2 separate regions of the Mus musculus genome follow, and region 2 is linked to region 1. A link is a loop called in an ENCODE intact Hi-C map of the cell type or tissue named here. Cell type or tissue: heart. All regions are shown on one strand. Each heading gives the region's core, and the rest is flanking DNA. Links, peaks and the distances in the headings are about the cores only. Region 1 overlaps Iqank1 (IQ motif and ankyrin repeat containing 1). Region 2 holds the start of Zfp623 (zinc finger protein 623).

Region 1 (9,630 bases), core at 1,134-9,133:
AAAGTTGTTTTGTAATGGGCAGCAGTAACTATAGAGGTTACTATTCTGAGGTTAAGTGGCTATTGAATGCTCACCCATAAATGGGACATCTACATGGTCCTTGGAAAGGCTCACAGAACATTGCAGAAGAGATGGAAGAAATAAGATGATCAATAAAAAGGGGTAGCCTGCTGTATGGTGCTGTTTTCCAGGCAGGATGTGGACATTATAATCTTTTCCTCTTTTTAGAATTATTTATTTTATGTATATGAGTACACTGTAGCTGTCTTCAGACACACCAGAGGAGGGCATTGGATCCCATTACAGATGGTTGTGAGCCACCATGTGGATGTTGGGAATTGAACACAAGATCTCTGGAAGAGCAGTCATTGCTCTTAACCGCTGAGCCATAATCACAGCAGAGGATATCTACACAAGACCTGCTCAAGATTGAGTCCATTTACATCCTGTGGTGCTGTGGGGGAAGGGGACTCACAAGGCTCCACCCTGAGACCTGTGGTCAGTTCATAGCTGCTGGGGAAAAGAGAGACATTTTACTCATTAGTGTAACCACTGATAAGGTGGCCATGCTCCTGTAAACATGTAAATAGTCACACCCACACTCCTATAAGCAACCCTAGTGAAATGTGTCCCCCCTCCCCCATATGAACATAGAAGGGGACTGGTCGGAAAGACGATCGGGATTAGTGGAGGTGGGAGGGGGACAAGAGAGAGTAACGAAGGTGTATGATCAAGATACATTATATACTTATGCACAAAGTCAGAATGTACAATTATTATATAATTATCTATGAGTAACATATGCTAATAAACACACAGAAAGGCTTAAAAGAAGGGAAAAGGAGCATTATGTAATCAAAAGTTTTACTCCAGGCCAGTTCTACGCATGCATGCATGTAACGGTGAACCAGCAATGTACAGAAAAAAACAATCTCTGTGTCAAGGAAGAAACAAACAACTCTACAGCAACAGCTGAAAGCTGGTGTGTCTCTAACACGGGCAAAACACCAGGCAGAAGGAAGTGAAGAAAGAATACGTAGCACAAGAAAGCCATGGGGACCCCCGCATCAAGAAAGCCAGGACTACCCAACACCCACATGCATATGCTGCCTGAGGGCACAGGGGACGTTCTCTTGGACCTCAGAGACAACCCGCCACCCTTTCCTGGCCTCTGTAGGTACCTTCATGCACAGGTATATGCACGCACAAATGAAGATACATACCCATAACTGAAAAGTAAAAACTAAAATCTTTTTAATAGGGGGAATGAAAGGGGGATCATACTACCACTTCTGCAAAAATATAAATAAATAAATAAATAAATAAATAAATAAATAGATAGATAGATAGATAAATAAATAAATAAATAAATAAATAAATAAATAAATAAATGTAACTGTAAGCGTATAGGGGTGTGAGGTAGGGTAGACCAATGAGTAGTGAAGAGCTTGAAGTCTCTCTCCCAGCAGGGTTAGTTAGGAGCACCTACTGATTTTCCAGAAGACCTGAGTTTGTTTCCCAGCACTCATGCAGGAGACTTACTGCGACCTACAAACACAGTCTCAGGGGTCCAATGCCTCTGGTCTCTGTGGGGACCTCACACACACACAGCCACCCCTGACATACTCATAATTTTAAATAATAAAAAAATAAATAAATTCTTAGAAGGTAACGGGGCCACAGTTAAGAGCTATTTCTGCTCTTCCAGAAAGAAGCCGGGACAGCCACGGCTATGTGGAGAGACCCTATTTAAACCATCAAAAAGATGGGGCTGGAAAGATGGCTCAGCCATCAAGAGCGCACTGGCTGCTCTTCCAGAGGACTCAGGTTTGATTCCCAGCAACCAAAAAGGTGATAACAAGCACCTATAACCCCAATTCCAGGGCATCTATCGCAGTCTTCTGGCCTCTGCAGACACATGGTGCACAAACCTATATGCAGGGAAAACACCATAAAGTATTTTTTAATTAAAAAAATGAAAATAAAAAAGACTATGGAGAAGAAAGCAGTTTCTCTTCTATATAACCCATAACTGAACACCCCCCCCCCCCAGCAACCAGGCGAGAAAAAAAGTAAGGACGGCGTCAAGTTGGAGAGGAGGGATGACATGCTTTTAGATCCTGAAAACGCTAAACAGGCCACCAAAGTCTTGTGAGAACTAATAAACAGATTCAAAACTGATTCTGTTTAGAGTGGGATTGCAAACCGGTCCTGTGTGTAGAGCAGTCAGGGCAGGTGGCAGTGTGGCTAGGCCCCACTGCAGGGGCCTCCAATGGCGTGTGTGCTGGGGGTGTCCTGTATGTAGGAATGGGCAGACTTAGTGGCCCACTCCACTCAGCACTGGCCAGTGAGCAAGGGTCATCACGGAAGGTGGGGCCAAGTGAGAACCCAAGGCACTTCCTCCCTTCCAGGAGCAAGCCTGTACAAAGCGTTTTCCTGGATACCACACTCCTTCCCTGTTCACATCCACTTCTCTGGCCTCTGCAAAAGGCAAATCCTCTTTGATGGAAATCAGCTGACCACAGGAGGCAGTTCCTGGGCAGATCCCATGCACGCTCCTGGCTGTTGATAGCTGGCTGCTAAGGTGGCAAACACTCTCTCCTTTTCTACGCGCTGAGGAAGAGTGAGAACAGCGGATCCTCGTGTGGCACAGAGAACAGTACACTCTCCTCTCCAACCGGGGGCTACGGCTATTCACGGCTTCACTGTTGTTGGGGTATAGTTCATGAAGGCCAGGGAAGGCCTAATAACGGCACCCAAAAGATGCCTGTGCCCTGGTCCTCGGAACAGGTCAGTGTGCTGAGTTTATGCTTAGCAGGGGTCAAGGGGGTGGATGGCGTCAGGCTGCTCATCAGCAAGGAAATGTGATGGTTAACCTTGACAGCTTGACAGGATTTTGGGTCTCCCAGGAGATACACCCCAGGGTGTTGTCTGTGAGGTAGTTTCTGGAGATGTTTGTTCAAGATGTACCCTGAATGTTGGTGGCAACATACAATGGGCCAGGGTCACTGGCTGGATGAAAAGGAGAAAGGGAAAGAACACCAGGCATTCTCCTGTCACCCCAGCCTCTCTTTGTTTTTGCTTTATTTTGTTTTATTTTATTTTATTCAGACAGGGTTTCTCTACTATTAGCCCTGGCTGGCCTCAAACTCAAGAGATCTGCCTTCCTTTGCTTCCCAAACGCTGCGACGAACGGCATGTGCCACCATGCGGCCCAACCCATTCATCCCTCTCTACTCCTCCTCGACTGTGGCTACAAACGTGACCAGCTGCCTTGGGCTCTTGCTATCATGTCTTCCCTGCTGTGATGGACTGCAATTTTCTTAAACAATAACCCTAAATAAATAAATAAATAAATAAACAAACCCTTCCTGGAGTTGATTTTCGTCAGGTATTTTGTCAGAGCGACAGGAAAAGTGACTAATGCCAGAGGTGGCGCACCAGTGGCCGCAGAGACCCAGTCTGCACACAGGGAGATGGAGGCAAGGAGTACACAGGGGCAGGGGGGTAACTGCTACTCAGAAAAGAGAGCAGAGGCCCTCTAGGAGGGCAGGGGTCTTAAAACTGGGAGAAGGAACAACAACAACAAAACCGGATTTGGTCACAATGTCATTAGAAGGAACAGGCTCTGTGCCACCTGCCAAAGTAGCTGTCTAGCTGCCAACCCACAGGACTTCTGGATAGCAGGCATGGATGCATACTGCGTATTGTAAGACTCTCCACTGATGGTAATGGTCCCTGCAGCACGGGGAAACAGCTCAACACAGTCCTTGAACATCTGGACTGGGGCTCTTGAGTCCACAGGTCTGGGGCATACACAGACGCCCTGAGTTAGGAGAGAGATTGTCATATCTGCATCTCCATTCACCAACCCTGACCCAACCCAGGCCTAGCTAGACATGGTGTCACACCGTCTTCTGCTGTTCATCCGTGCCTCCGGGCGGGAGTGAATGGTGGTAAGGCGGGTCAGACATGGTGTATACACCTTGACCCAGATGAACTGCCATCAACCTCCGCTAGGCCTGAAGTTCCTGAGGCATGGCAGGGAGACACGGCCCCCTTTAGGAGCACTTGGCCATCCACTGCTCTGGGAGTGTGGAAGTGTGTCCTAAGTGGGTGCTAGTGGAAGGCGGCCTCCTGGGAAATACTGAGAGGAATCACCCTGGAAACAAGGATGGGAGGGGAGGTCTGAGGAAAGGTGGGGAACAGGTTTGTGGGGACAGTGGCATGTGGAGTGACATCCCTAGAGAGGATCTAGAATCTGGGGACACCTGATAACCATCCCATGAACCCCAGACAGGAGGCTGTGAACAGAGTGGCCGTGGTGGAGAGGACTGGATCCCAGCATTCGTCCTTCTAAGATTGACCTGGACCAGACTTCCCCTGCCGAACACACCTTTCTTCCCAGGCCATCAGTTCTGGCTGACGGCCCAGAGGGTAATCAGAAAGCCATAGTGATCAGGGCTGAGCAGCAAAAAAAAAAAAAAAAAAAAAAAAAAAAAAAAAAAGGCTGGAAAATGGTATGTTCTCAGTGTCTCTTGGAGTAGTCCTGGGATAGCAACAGGTTGGGATAGCAGCCAGCTGTCCGTTCTGCATAGAAGATAGAGTCGGCATCTTCCCACCACTCCTAAGCCCGGGAGCCTGGGCTGCAGGTGGAGCCCACCCTTGCTCCCCACCATTGCCCAGCTCTGAGCCAGCACCAGATGCTGTGAAAGGGCCATCATTAGCCTGAACTGAGTGGAGGTCTCTTCTAGAAAACCCCAAATAGGGGCTGGAGAGATGGCTCAGCGGTTAAGAGCACTGTCTGCTCTTCCAGAGGTCATGAGTTCAATTCCCAGCAACTATGTGGTGGCTCACAACCATCTGTAACGGGATCTGATGTCCTCTTCTGGTGTGTCAGCAACAGAGGATGCTCATATATGTTAAATAAATAAGGCTTTTAAAAAAAGGGTGGAAAACCCCAAATGCACTCCTGGCACCCCAGCAGTAATATTCCTGAGGCTACCCTGCCCAGCCACTGAAGGTCTTCCCAGTATATGCAAGAACAAGGGACAACAGAGGTGGTGTGCATGCAGTGTGGGCAACAAGCACTAGCCCTTCTGAGGGATCCTGGCTCCTCCCATCTGGCATCTCCTCTGCTCTGAGTCTCCATTGGAGACTGCATCCCCACACATCCGTCTCTGATGAGACTCCGGACTGTCTGGCCCTGAGCTATGCAGAACCCAGGTCAATGAATTAGGCATACACAACTACACTAGAACAACCTACAGACCTCACATGCATCCTGTCCTCGGGATAAGGCTGGGTCTCCTGATCCCAGCACCCGAGGAGGGGAAGGGCGGAGGTTCGCCAGGAGACATGGGTGTTCGCAAGCAACACGGGTGCAGCATTTTCCGAGAGTTGCACAGACAGCTTTGGAGGGAGAGGCAGAGGGCAAGGCAAGGCAGAGTGGCCAACGAGAATAGGCGTCGGAAGCTTAAGTAGACCCAGAAACCAGGCAGGGAAAGTATGGAACACCAGGGCCAGCTGAAGTGGGTCCAGACACCAGTCACTGGGAACATTGTGGATGGAGGGATGAGCCTGGAGGAGCTTGGCTAGATGTGTTGGGGTCAAGGCACCCAGAGAGTAGTTAGAAGGGCAGCTGAAGATGGGGTTGGGGGCCCCGGCACTGAGGTCTTAACCTAATTGCGTCTTGGAAACACAGAGCTGGGACCCGAGGCAGGAAGGGAGCAGGCTGGCCGGACCTGGGCCCTCCTGTCCTTAAGCACTGGAGCCCAGGAAGCAGGCACAGACAGGACTCTGGACTTCATGGTGGGACTCCCCAGCCACAGCTGTGGCTGGATCATTTTACTACCGCCAGAGGGCGACAGGCTCAGGGCCGGAGATTCAGTGAGACCTTTGGGAGGCAGACTGGAGCCAGGGGCTAGCAAGACATGGGGGGGTGGGGGGCGGATTTTCTGCCTGTTTCTGGCCTGCTGCATAGACTATACGGGCACGCACACATGTATACATGTAGGCGTGCATGCTTTTGCATGTTTGTGCGTACACACGTGTGCATATGTACACTCATGCATACCATGCATATCTGGGCCCAGGGCGGTCCCCTTCCTGCCAGTCCCACAACCATCACCGCCCCCCCCCAGCAAATGTAGGACACCCAGGTTCTCACCTGCAGGGGCCTGGGGGTTCTCAGAGAAGGACCCTTTGCTTGGATGACTTGCCTTCCTTTGCAGCTGGCGACTCTCTCTCGGCTTCCCTGAAGGAAAGGTAGCAGAGGTGTAAGGATGTGAGTTCTTCCTTAGCCCTGCAACTTCAGATGGCATTTATGGGGTATGAGCTAGGCTTGTTCCCAGGCTATTAGGGAAGGACTCACGAGGCCAGCACATGCAGCAATTTTAATGAGCCTCGTCTTCCAACAGCAAATACACCTTTAACCTGCTACTATCAAGAACCAACCTGTATCTGGAACCAAAAACCCCAGGCCTGGGCATGTGGAAGCCCCTAAAAAGCATGCCTCTCGTAGTCCTACCTGCTGTCTCCCACCCAAACAATGCCCCTGCCACTTCCCAAGCCCTTCAGCAAAGCCTTTCTCCTACTCTTCTCCAGACACCTGTCTGGAGCTCTCAGTCAGCTCCTGGGGTTTCTGGGCAGGGGCAGGGTGGATAGTGTGTGTGTGTGTGTGTGTGTGTGTGTGTGTGTGTGCTGGGCAGGGCTGGGCCAGGCAAACCAGTCTGGCCAGTGAAGCAGAGTTGGCTGGGATGAGGCTCTGGGCGTGGGTGTGAGTCAGCGGGCTGGGGCTGGGGAGCAACTGGGGAGGATGTCACCTGGAGCGACTCCTCGAAACAGGAGGCCTGGGAAGGAAGCCTCAGATGAGAGTTGGTCTTGGACCCTCAGCTCCACCCCTGGGACTAACAGGTGGGCCACGTGAGGGTCCCTTAGGCCTTGCTTTAATTTAAAGGGGGTGCTGGACTCCCAATCATGGCAGTAGTCAGGTCCCACACCCCATCCCAGGAGCCAAGCTAGACTCTTCTTTATCTAGACTTTTGAAGGCTCAGTGTCTTCACCAGCCCACGGTGTGGCCCAAGTGCTTCATGCTGGGCCTAGGGTGGGCCTTCATCTCTGGCAAACTCCTGTCTGGCAGGGTTCGTCCGGGTAGGCCTGGGGCTCCAGTGGTCAGCTGGGTTGGGATGACCTATGGCCAGTGAGGGTCTGGGCAGTTAGGGCTGGCTGGTGCATTTGGGATGCAGCTCTTGGCTCTGTGGCCAGTTTGAGTTTCCCGCGACCAGAGACTGAGGGTGGGGTAAAGGGGGGGGGCTTGGTGACACCCAGGCAGGACCAGGCAAGTCCTCAAGCAGCAGTTTAGCTACTGAGAGCCGCCCCCAGTTTCTCAGTCTCCCTCCCAGTCTGGCCAGTGAAGTCTGTGGCCTGTAAAGTCTCGCACCCTGTGTCAGCGTGTTAGTCAGCCTCCTCGGCTAGGGTGAGCCACTGTGCCGCCAAAGTCTCTATAAACTCTCTGGTGTGGCCCAGTGCCACAGAGTGGGACCTGTGGGGCCTATAGGCAGAGCCAGGGCCCTGGGCTCTGCTACCGGGGTGCGGAGATCAGCCAAGGGGTAGCACAGCCACTTGGGACAGCGGGGAGCAGAGGGCTGAACCTGGCTGAGAGCAAGCAACCTCTTGTGGCCTCTGGGATGTCCTCTGAGCTCCCTAACCAGGCCAGTTGATGAGCCAGGCCCCTGGGGAGCAGACATCTGGAGAAAGAGGCACTGGATTCAGGGCCATGTCTGGGAAACGAGGGCGAGCTCGAAAGCCCCGAGGCAAGAGGGTGGGCAGGGCCCAGCGGGCAGCTGGGCAGCAGGGCCCTGAGGCTGAGCCCCCGCCCCCCAACACAGGGGGCCCTCAGGACCAGGTGGGGGTGGCCCCGACAGAGCACGTGACCAGCACTCAGCCGGCTCCTCAGGGACACTCCAGGGCCACCAGGCCAGAGCAGCTACAGGCAGCCTGGAGGCCAGTTCAGGACATTGCTTTGGGATCCGAGCTGGTGCTGGCCCCTGAGCACATGGAGGGCTGTGGAGCTGGGGCCCCCATGCCAGCCCTGGGCCCTGAATTGCTGAGACTCCACGAAGTCCAGCTGTGCCTAGCCCAGGAGCAGCTGCTGCTGGAGGATCGGAGGCGGCAGGTCCAGCTGCAGATGCAGCTGTGGCAGGAGGAGCAGCTGTGGCTGCAGCAGCTGCAGGAGGAGCAGCTGTGGCTGCAGCAGCTGCAGGAGGAGCAGGCCTGGGTGCACATGGAGGGGCTGCAGCTGGCTGTGGCCCTGGAGCAGCTCCGGAGTGAGGGCCTCGAGGCACTGCAAACTCAAGGCCAGGTAAGGCCTAGAGGGGTATGGGGCAGGGGCTCGGGCAGTGACAGTACAGTGGACACTCAAGCATCTTATAGGTGTGTGAAGGATGGGAAGCCAGGTTGGCTGTAGAACGTCTGTGGGCCTGTCCACCAAGAGGGGCTAGTGCTCACTACATAGGATGTTGCCTGGGTGAAGGACAGCAAGCCTGCCCAGACCACCCAATGCTTGGTAGGCAAGGTCATTGAGGGAGGGAACTTGCTTGGGGATGGAGGTGTCAGGGGACCAGGATAAGTAGCTACAGGAGTGGTCCAGGGCGGTAGGGTGTGTGTTGGGGGGGAGGGCCGGGTGCACAGCTGATAGACAACATCAGAACCAAGAAACAGTCCCTACCCCAAGCATCCTGGACAACTTCTCCGTCTGGTCCACCCGCCCTGCCCCGTGTTTACTGCAGCTTGGTGCCCAGGGCTTGAGATCACAGAGGCAGAACGCAATGCTGGTACCCATTATCCTCATTCCAGGAGGAAGACTGGCCTCAGACGCAGCTGGGGCTATTTTGGGCAACTAGGATCTCACCTCAGCGTAGTGTGGAGTCACCACTGCCTGTCAGCCCCAGGGAATCTAAGATGTGGGGCTGCGTGTGGGTCTGGGGTGGGTCCCCTGACAGCGGGTACAGACTCCAGGCAAGCTCGGTGCAAGAGACAGTCTGGGAAGATGTTCACAGCTGTGGCAGAATGAATGGGACTCAGAGCAGAGGGGCGATAAAGGCTGCAGGAGGGTAGGCACAGGGGCGAGGGAGACCTTTTTCTGATGCTCTGCAGGAGCCAGCCCAGGCTGGCTGTAACCCTTCATCCTTCCTGGAGGTGCTTACAGACAAACAGTCTGAAGGGGAAGGCAGGACTGTGGGATGGTGAATAGACAACCACTTAGCATGAAGATTCCCAACTCAGAATCAAGGCCTGCTTTTTCTCAATATTGCTTTGTTGCTGTTGTTGTCGTTTCCAGACAGGGTTTCTCTGTGTAACCCTGGCTGTCCTGGAACTCACTCTGTAGACCAGGCTGGCCTCAGACTCAGAGATCCGCCTGCCTCTGCCTCCTGAGTGCTGGTGGCAGTGTGCGTCACCAACGACCTGCTTCGATATTTTTTTTAAGCTATCTGCCCCTCCAATCTCCTCCTTACCCTAACACTGTACCCTCCTGAGCACTGTACCCACACCCCTTCTCCAGCTCTAGAAGTTCGGGGTGCAGTGGACATCTGAGCTTTGAGTCACAAATCTATCATTCCACGCCCAACT
Region 2 (9,630 bases), core at 547-8,546, 75 kb after region 1:
GTTCTATACTCACCCAACTCTTCTTTTTAATCCATCACTAGAGCTCTAGAGACAGCTCAGAGGTTGAGGGTACTTGCTGTTCTCATAGAGGACCCAGGTTCCCAGCCCACAAACCGATGGGAGCTCACAACTGTCTGTGACTCCAGGGGATCTGATGCCACATTCTGACCTCTGTGGGCACCAGGACCACATGTGGTACACACACACACACACACAGACACACACGAACACACACAGACACACAGAGGTAAAACACTCATATGCATAAAATAAGCATTTAAAATATCTAATGTTTTTTCCTACCCCTTAACCCTTACTTCAGTGAGAGGAAAGGCAGGGAGACAGGAATGGCCACTTCCACCACTGACCTGCGTTCCCATCAGCCTTCCTCCCTCTGGTTTCAGGAATCAAGCTGTACTTAACCTGAAGAAGGTCCTCACCTCCACTTGCTCTAGGCCTTCTCCCATCCCATCTCATCAAGCCACCGCGCCCTCCCTCTTGAGATAAAAACCTCTCTGCTCCTCTAGCCTGCCATTCCAAGTCAGCACACAGTAATGCGAGTTCTTCCACTAACTGGGGAAAGCAAGCTGGAAGTGACACAGTAGGGAACAAGAGGCCTTTGACATCCTGTAGGTGGAGCATCAGCATCTCACTTTAAAAAACTAAATGGGGGGCTGGAGAGATGGGGCGGGTAAGAGCACTGACTGCTCTTCCAAAGGTCCTGAGTTCAAATCCCAGCAACCACACGGTGGCTCATAACCATCTGTAATGGGATCTGATGCCCTCTTCTGGTAAGTCTGAAGACAGCTACAGTGTACATAGATATAATAATAAATAAATCTTAAAAAAGAAAAACAAACAACTAAATGGTACACTTATCTAGTCTCAAGCACTCTGGGGAACGTCCCAATTTCCTATCTCAAAGAACATGAATACCAAGCTAACTTCCCAAGTTCTAGTTCCTCTCCAGTTACTGTCTCTCCTCTCCACAATGACACTCAATGGTCACTGAGTTTATCTTACATCTCCTCTCCTCTGTTACTTTTTTTTTAAAAAAAAGATATTATTTATTATGTATTATGTATTATTATGCGCTCTCTGACCTGTAGGCCAGGCCATTATCCTGCACCCTGCTCCTGTCTCAGAACCTCAATGCTCCCTCTACTGGTGTCTCTCAAGGCACCAGGGTGACAGTCTTCTAACCTGTCTTCACACTCTCCTCCTCCACGGCCTTTCTACAAAGCCAGCAGGCTGACCCTTTCAAAGCATAAATGAAATGGTGACTTTCTATTTTAAAACCTTCAAGGCTCTCCAATCCCCTCCTACCACCATTCTTCCCCAAGTATGTAGGTGAATTAGCAGGAACACTTGAGTCACTTACTAGACAGTTGTGGTGAATATGCTTGGCCAGGGAGTGGCACTATTAGGAGGTGTGTGTGGCCTTGTGGAGGAAGTGTGTCACCGTGGGGGTGGGCTTTAAGAGACCCTTGTTCTAGCTGCCTGGAAGATAGTACTCTTCTCCTATTTGCCTTTGGGACAAGACAGAAAACTCTCAGCTCCTGCATACCTGCCTAGATGCTCCCACCCTGATGATAATGGGCTGAACCTTTGAACCTGTAAGCCAGCCCCAGTTAAATATTGTCCCTTACAAAAGTTACCTTGGTCATGGTGTCTGTTCACAGTGTGAAACCCTAACCAAGACAACACTTGAGCTCAACCTTTCCCATCACCCCTTCTAAGAGCTGGCTGTTCTCAGGGGCCAGTGCTCTGCTCTGCTCCATGCAAGCCTGAAGCTTCAGAACCCCTAAAGCTACAGCAAGGCAGTGCTGCCAGCCCGTGGCACCAGAGTCTCACTGGCATTCAGTATAAGGAAGTTCAAGGCAACCCAGCCAGCCACAGGGTTTGGCAAGGACCTGCATACGCTCACGTTTTAGAAACCACCGATACCTTCTGACTTTTATTATTTTATGGAGTGCTAAGGATGGAACTCGGGATATTATGCATGCTAAGCAAGTGCTCTACCAGTGAGCTGCACCTCAGCCCCTTATATCAGACTTAGAATGACTACGCTACCTGGACACAAGCCTGCAGCTGTTTACAAGAAGAGCTTAGAATCATGTGTGCCTCTCGGTGACTCTTACAACTCGGCAGCTAGAGATGGCTGAGCAGTTAAAAGCACTGACTACTCTTCCAGAGCACCCGGGTTCAAGTTCCCCAGAACCCCATAGCCGCTCACAACTCTGTAACGCAAATTCTAGGGGATACAACGCCCTCTTCTGGCTTCTGAGGGTACCAGGTACACACATGATGGACAGACTAACAAGCAGGCAAAACACCCATGCTGCAAGATAGGATCACACAGTGAACACCAAGATACTGTTAGCTCAGCCCTTAGCACACACCTTTAATCCTTCTGGCTGGACTACAGACACACCCTTAGTTCACACTTTTAATCCCAAACAATGAAGGCAAAGATAGTTTGTACAAGGAAGCACCCATGTTTGGAAGTGATGTCTGATTGAGAGGCGGACAAGGTGACAAATCAAGAAAGATTTGACAGAACAGGATATACCAACTCTTACTAGAAGAGAAAAGAAAGGGAAGCCACTTAAGGGGCCCGCAGTCTAGAGAAAGAAGAGAGGCAGTTTTACAGACAGTTTGAGGAGAGAACGAGCCAGAAGATTAGAACAGAGTACCAGACTTAGTTGGAGGCCAAGCAGAGCAATTCAGAAGCCAGACTGAGTGAGTCAGCTGGGAGACAAGTTTGATACAGAACAGCTGAGTTAAACCAGCCAGAAGATTCCAGAAAGAACCAGAAGGGATGAGCTTATTCAGCAGCAAGTCTCAGGGGCTGAAAACAAGTTTAGGCCTAGATTAGATTGGACAGAGGCTAGAAGCTTCCAGGACTAGCAAGCTAGGAGATGGAGGCAGTAAACCTTAGAGACAACAATTCCATCAGGAGAATAAAAACCAACATTAGACACCCATACACATAAAGAAAAACAGGAGCAGGAAAGCTTGCATCTCTGCAGCCTTGGGAATAACCAGGCGGGCGGGCCTCGACATGGTGTCCCTGACAACCTGTGGATGTGCCACTGCAGCTGTGGAGGTAGCTGGGTGCTGTGTGTGCAAGGCATGCTATTTGAGGTCAAAAAGAATAGAGCGAGTGACTGGCTGCTCTCTTAGGACTCCTATTCCAACCTCTACCTCTAGCCCCTACATACAAGGATCCTGCTGACACAAACAGTCTTCTTTTCCTAACAAGCCCAGGGCCTTTTAGCAGCCATTTTCCATAAGCCAACAGAGCAGTCAGAGGGCTCTGTGATTTACTTCAGAGACACCACTTTGTTCTAGCCCACTGCTTCTCTGGCATCCCGTCCACTTCCAGATCAGACCATAAGTCTTGTAGGGGAGTGGGGGTACTTTCCCAGGTCTACCCTCTCTCTATATCATCCTCCAACGCATTCCAGAACCAGAAATCCACCCCCAAGGCTCCAGGAGTGTCCATAGCTGCATGTGTTGGCTTGTGAGGTTTCTCTATACCTCCCATATGAAAAAAGAATGCCATCATTATGCCAAGTATTAAAACAGATACAATGCCACATCCGTGACAGGAACAAAGGTCTGCTCTCTGCCTTAAAACTTGATGTGTATATGTTTGTTTGTGTGTGTGTGTGTGTGTGTGTGTGTGTGTGTGTGCGCGCGCGCGCGCGAGGGGCATGGGGAGTCTGATTTCTTCGTGATCAGAAGACATTTGTTTCTTTCATTGTAATGGGTCTCAAAGGAACGATGTCTAGAAGAGCACAGGGCGATTGTGAATATCAGCTCTCCACCTGGAAAACTACTTGAGTTTAGAACTGTTCTTCTGCTAATATCCCGGGAAACCTCTAGCATAGCACTCAAGCCCTGGGGACTCCTGGACCACGGTGGGGCCGGGTGCAAAGAGGACTAAATGTCCCTGGCATTATCACAGAGATGTCATAGACGTTGACTCAGACACTTCATGGAATAGAACAGCTTGTATGACACCTCACCCCACCTAAGAATCCTCCTTCATGACATACGGAGCTGATTCTGTCCAACACACATATTATCTTCAACCCCTGAAGCACTGGGGTGCCTGCACTGCATCCCCTCGGACAGAGGCCGAAAGGACTGAGGGAAGGCAGAAGGCAGGAGGGCAAGGTCCAAGCCGAAGAGCAGCGTGGCGCGCACCTGCATTCCATCACCTGAGCGGCTTAGCCTTCAAGCAGCCATCCGGGGGCCCGACCTGCAGGCGCCGAGGCCGAGTGTGCAACCCTCGAGGGCCTCGATGTCTGCGGACGATCGGTCCATGCATCTACCGCCCGCAGCTCGGCGAGGAGACGCAAGGCTCCGGCCCGAACCAAGCGAGGAGCTACGGACAGAGGCCAAAGCGAAGTGCAGCCGGCCCGGGACACCAACCAACTCGCTGAGCCCCGCCGGTCACGAGCCCGCCCACCCGCGCGAGCCGCTCCGCCTCACTCACCCGGAGCTCGGCGGCGAGAGGACGGCGCGGAACCAAGCCGAGCAGCATCCAGGCGGGTAACCCCGGGCGGCCACAAAGCCCGCACCGCTGCCGCACGCCCCGGCCGGAAACTGCCCGAGGCTCCGCCCGGAGGACATCCGTAGGCACTCTAGGATAAGAATGGGGGCCGGGGCCGTCTCCCTGTCACAGACTTCCGGGCCAGATTCCTGCGGTCAGCCGGAGGACCCAGTGCGCAGACGCGGTGGCTGAGAGCCCTGTTTGCGCACGTGGGTGTGGGATTAGCGGCGAAGCTAGGCAGTAGATGTCGTCAGACTTCCCTGGAAGAGCTGGGAAAGGCAGGCTCTTTAGAGAGCTTTTAGTAAAGATTTCTTGTTGGTTGTTAGTGATGGTTCTGTATGTAGCTTTTGGTTTTAGCTTTGAGCGTTTAGAACATCTTTATCATTATCTTATGTGTGTATGCCTATGGTGGAAAGACAACTTTGAGCCGCTGTGCCTATGACACAACATCTTTGTAATAAACCACTGGAGACTCAGAGTAGTGAAATCGAGGCAGTTTATTTTACAACTTTGCAAAGTCAGGTGTGAGCCTAGAATGCCAAGCTCACTCACTGATGGAGGCAGAACTTTATTTTATTGTGTGTTTTAGTGTTTTGCATGTGTGTATGTCTGTTCACCATATGTGTGCTTGGTGCTCCTGGAGGCCAGAAGAGGGCATTATATTCTCCTGGAAATGGGATTATAGACACAGTTCTTAGCTGCCATGTGGGTGCTGGAAATCAAACCAGGATCCTTTGGAAGAGCACCAACCAACTGCTTGATCTTAACCCCAAGGAATCTCTTCAGCCTCGTGGAAGGTACAACCTTAAGAGTCATCTAGGTCTTAACAAAAAAAAAAAAAAAATTGTGTGGGTTTATCTCTATATTTTATATCCTGTTTTTAAAAAATCTGCCACTGAAACTGCACAGTGCCAAGCCTCAGCTGCCCTCCATGAACTGTTCATGTCTTCAAAACCAGTAAGTACCACCTGGGTGACTCTTATGCTACCAAGTTCAGCTGCCAGCATGAGGGACAACCTTGGCTGCTTCTGGAACACAGCTTCTGTGTAGCTCTTAGGAAATACTTAGAAAGTTTTTACCTCAATGATGCTAGTTTCTTCTTAATCACTACTAATTCTTCAGCTGTAGCTGACCAGCATCGAGTATCACAGCAAAGCAAAGGTTTCACTTTAGTAGTCCTGGTATCTTGTTCATTACAGCTGATTCTTCAGCCTCAGCTAACCTGAATCCCAGAATCTTTTTTTTTCCATTTTTTATTAGGTATTTAGCTCATTTACATTTCCAATGCTATACCAAAAGTCCCCATACCCCCCCCCACTCCCCTACCCACCCACTCCCCCTTTTTGGCCCTGGCATTCCCCTGTACTGGGGCATATAAAGTTTGCAAGTCCAATGGGCCTCTCTTTGCAGTGATGGCCGACTAGGCCATCTTTTGATACATATGCAGCTAGAGACAAGAGCTCCGGGGTACTGCTTAGTTCATATTGTTGTTCCACCTATAGGGTTGCAGTTCCCTTTAGTTCCTTGGGTGCTTTCTCTAGTTCCTCCATTTGGGGGCCCTGTGGTCCATTCAGTAGCTGACTGTGAGCATCCACTTCTGTGTTTGCTAGGCCCTGGCATAGTCTCACAAGAGACAGCTATATCTGGGTCATTTCAGCAAAATCTTGCTAGTGTATGCAATGGTGTCAGCGTTTGGAAGCTGATCATGGGATGGATCTCTGGATATGGCAATCACTAGATGGTCCATCCTTTCGTCACACTTCCAAATTTTGTCTCTGTAACTCCTTCCATGGGTGTTTTGTTTCCATTTCTAAGAAGGGGCAAAGTGTCCACACTTTGGTCTTCGTTCTCTTGGGTTTAATGTTTTTAGCAAATTATATCTTATATCTTGGGTATCCTAAGTTTCTGGGCTAATATCCACTTATCAGTGAGTACATATTGTGAGAGTTCCTTTATGATTGGGTTACCTCACTCAGGATGATGCCCTCCAGGTCCATCCATTTGCCTAGTAATTTCATAAATTCATTCTTTTTAATAGCTGAGTAGTACTCCATTGTGTAAATGTACCACATTTTCTGTATCCATTCCTCTGTTGAGGGGCATCTGGGTTCTTTCCAGCTTCTGGCTATTATAAATAAGGCTGCTATGAACATAGTGGAGCATGTGTCCTTCTTATCGGTTGGGGCATCTTCTGGATATATGCCCAGAAGAGGTATTGCTGGATCTTCCGGTAGTACTATGTCCAATTTTCTGAGGAACCGCCAGACTGATTTCCAGAGTGGTTGTACAAGCTTGCAATCCCATCAACAATGGAGGAGTGTTCCTCTTTCTCCACATCCTTGCCAGCATCTGCTGTCACCTGAATTTTTCATCTTAGCCATTCTGACTGGTGTGAGGTGGAATCTCAGGGTTGTTTTGATTTGCATTTCCCTGATGATTAAAGATGTTGAACATTTTTTCAGGTGCTTCTCTGCCATTCGGTATTCCTCAGGTGAGAAATCTTTGTTCAGTTCTGAGCCCCATTTTTTAATGGGGTTATTTGATTTTATGGAGTCTACCTTCTTGAGTTCTTTATATATATTGGATATTAGTCCCCTGTCCGATTTGGGATAGGTAAAGATCCTTTCCCAATCTGTTGGTGGCCTTTTTGTCTTATTGACGGTGTCTTTTGCCTTGCAGAAGCTTTGCAATTTTATGAGGTCCCATTTATCGATTCTCGATCTTACAGCACAAGCCATTGCTGTTCTATTCAGGAATTTTTCCCCTGTACCCATATCTTCGAGGCTTTTCCCTACTTTCTCCTCTATAAGTTTCAGTGTCTCTGGTTTTATGTGGAGATCCTTAATCCACTTAGATTTGACCTTAGTACAAGGAGATAGGAATGGATCAATTCGAAATCTTCTACATGATAACAGCCAGTTGTGCCAGCACCATTTGTTGAAAGTGCTGTCTTTTTTCCACTGGATGGTTTTAGCTCCCTTGTCAAAGATCAAGTGTCCATAGGTGTGTGGGTTCATCTCTGGGTCTTCAATTCTGTTCCATTGGTCTACTTGTCTGTCACTATACCAGTACCATGCAGTTTTTATCACAATTGCTCTGTAGTACATCTTTAGGTCGGGCATGGTGATTCCACCAGAGATTCTTTTATCCTTGAGAAGAGTTTTTGCTATCCTAGGTTTTTTGTTATTCCAGATGAATCTGCCGATTGCCCTTTCTAATTCGTTGAAGAATTGAGTTGGAATTTTGATGGGGAATCCCAGAATCTTAATTCAAAAATAACAAATGGTCCCAATGGAATCTTGGAGCTTCACTCTGATACTTACCAAGGCAGGGCTCCATCTTCGGCACTGCCCTCAACAGCCTTATGTCCCAAACTCTTACAGAACAGCTCACTAAGCATTAAACAATTTTAACAGCCCTTCCCCAAACAGCATTATCTGTCACAGAAACACCCCACAATTCTGGTACCAATTTGTCTTGGGGTTTCTACTGCTTCGATGAAAGCCCATAACGGAAAAGCAAGTTGGAGAAGAAAGGGTCTATTTGGCTTACACTTCCTCAGCAGTGTTCAGGACTGAAGAAAGTCAGGACTGGAACTGAAACAAGACCAGAGCCTGGAGGCAGGAGATAATTCAGAGGCCATGGAGGAGGAATGCTGCTTACTGGCTTGCTCAACATGGCTTGGTCATGTTTCTTATAGAACTCAGAACCATCAGCACTGGGATGGCACCACTTAAAATGGATTGGGTCCTTCCCCCATCAATCACTAAGAAAATGCCCTACAAGCTTACATGCATGTAAAAGTGATGTTTATTCAACAGATGTAATTGTTGTCTCAGAGGCTTACTGCTGAATAGGCTCTCACTTTCTAGTTCTTTTTGAACTATGGCTGGCTGGTTCAACTCAGCTCTTCTGGTTCAAACCCCTCTCCAAGCTGACTGACTTAAGATGGCTTCTCTTGGCTTCTCACTGAATTGCTGTGCTTGAAAAAAAAATGCCTCTGGATTACATGAACTGAACTGCATTCAACTGCACTCAGCTGAACTGCACCAAGCAGAACCGAACTTAACTTCACTGAACTGGACTGTGAAGTAATTGAATGATTTCTACCCCATTAGCTTCCAAATGAATGAGACTCAAACTATGATTTATTTATTTAGCCTTGGCACAAGTACTGGGGGAATTAACCCTAGTCTATTTTGACCCCAGAGCTAGACAGTTAATACCCCAGCTGTGTTCTCAGGTACTTGCAAATTGAGTCTCCCTGGGTTATTTCTGTTCCATCACCATGTGCTCGGGATCCATTTCACTTATGTCACATGCTCCTGGTCCCTCATGTCTAATGGAGACTTTTTGTCCTCTCTGTCTTCCTTCTCCTGCCCTCCTTTTTCCTTCTCTTCTCTCCTTACCCCTTGTGGTCCCTACCTGCATCCCCCAGCCTGGTAACTGAAACTCTGCCTACTTCTGTTCTCCCCAGTAATTGCCTGTAGCCAATTTTATTTAATCAATAGCTTTAAATTTAGGAGCAAGGTTTACATAGCATCACTTGGTATACACAAGGATCCCCATCTGGGCAACCAGATCTTGGGAGCCAGTAGTTAGCATTTGAATACATAGCAGCACCAGACTGATCCCCAAACACTGAGCTGAGCTCAACTGAACCTCTGTGCATTGCCTGATCTCAAGTGCACTCACTGGACTGCCCTCCCCTCCTGACTCTGCACCACTCTTTCCTCTGTTCTCAGGAGAGTTGGGTGGATCCTAGATCTGACTCATTCTGTCACATCTTTGATTCATTAGTTTGTCTGCCTCTCAATTAGACATCCTTGTTTGAGATTAAAGGTGAGTACTAAGGGCGTGTCTATATCCCAGCCAGAGAGATTAAAGGTACGTCATTCTATCTGGATCACCAAGACCTAGAAGGTTTTTGGATGTGATCCCTTGCCAGAGCACCCATTGTTGCTGGATTAAAATAACTCTACACACACAGCCTGATCTTATGGAGGCTTTTTCTCAGTTGAGGCTCCCACCTCTCAGAGGACTTTAGCTTGTGTCAAATAGACAAA

What was found. A loop is a pair of places that touch in the nucleus more often than their neighbours do. Peaks named below come from ENCODE experiments on the same cell type or tissue, not always from the same donor. Only the 100,000 strongest peaks of a DNase experiment are listed, where the experiment ranks them.
Region 2: it touches region 1 in a loop (3-fold over the local background); 11 of 42 quality-filtered maps call a loop at or near these places.

The regions. Positions count from the first base shown.
Region 1 is chr15:76,011,529-76,021,158 of GRCm38, reverse strand. It overlaps Iqank1 (IQ motif and ankyrin repeat containing 1), which reads right to left. Exons shown (of 14, transcript NM_001370920.1): 3 at 6,170-6,256. It also overlaps a transcript of Fam83h not described here. Among named protein-coding and RNA genes, the nearest start is that of Iqank1, 6.5 kb to the right of the region's middle. In heart, for the core only: a CTCF peak has its summit at 5,842 (motif pointing right); DNase peaks (open chromatin) are centred at 5,828 and 7,778; H3K27me3 peaks cover 3,658 bases.
Region 2 is chr15:75,936,037-75,945,666 of GRCm38, reverse strand. It overlaps Zfp623 (zinc finger protein 623), which reads right to left and starts at 4,715. Exons shown (of 2, transcript NM_030199.3): 1 at 4,508-4,715. In heart, for the core only: CTCF peaks have their summits at 1,155 (motif pointing left) and 4,803; a DNase peak (open chromatin) is centred at 4,706; H3K4me3 peaks cover 2,245 bases; H3K27ac peaks cover 1,501 bases.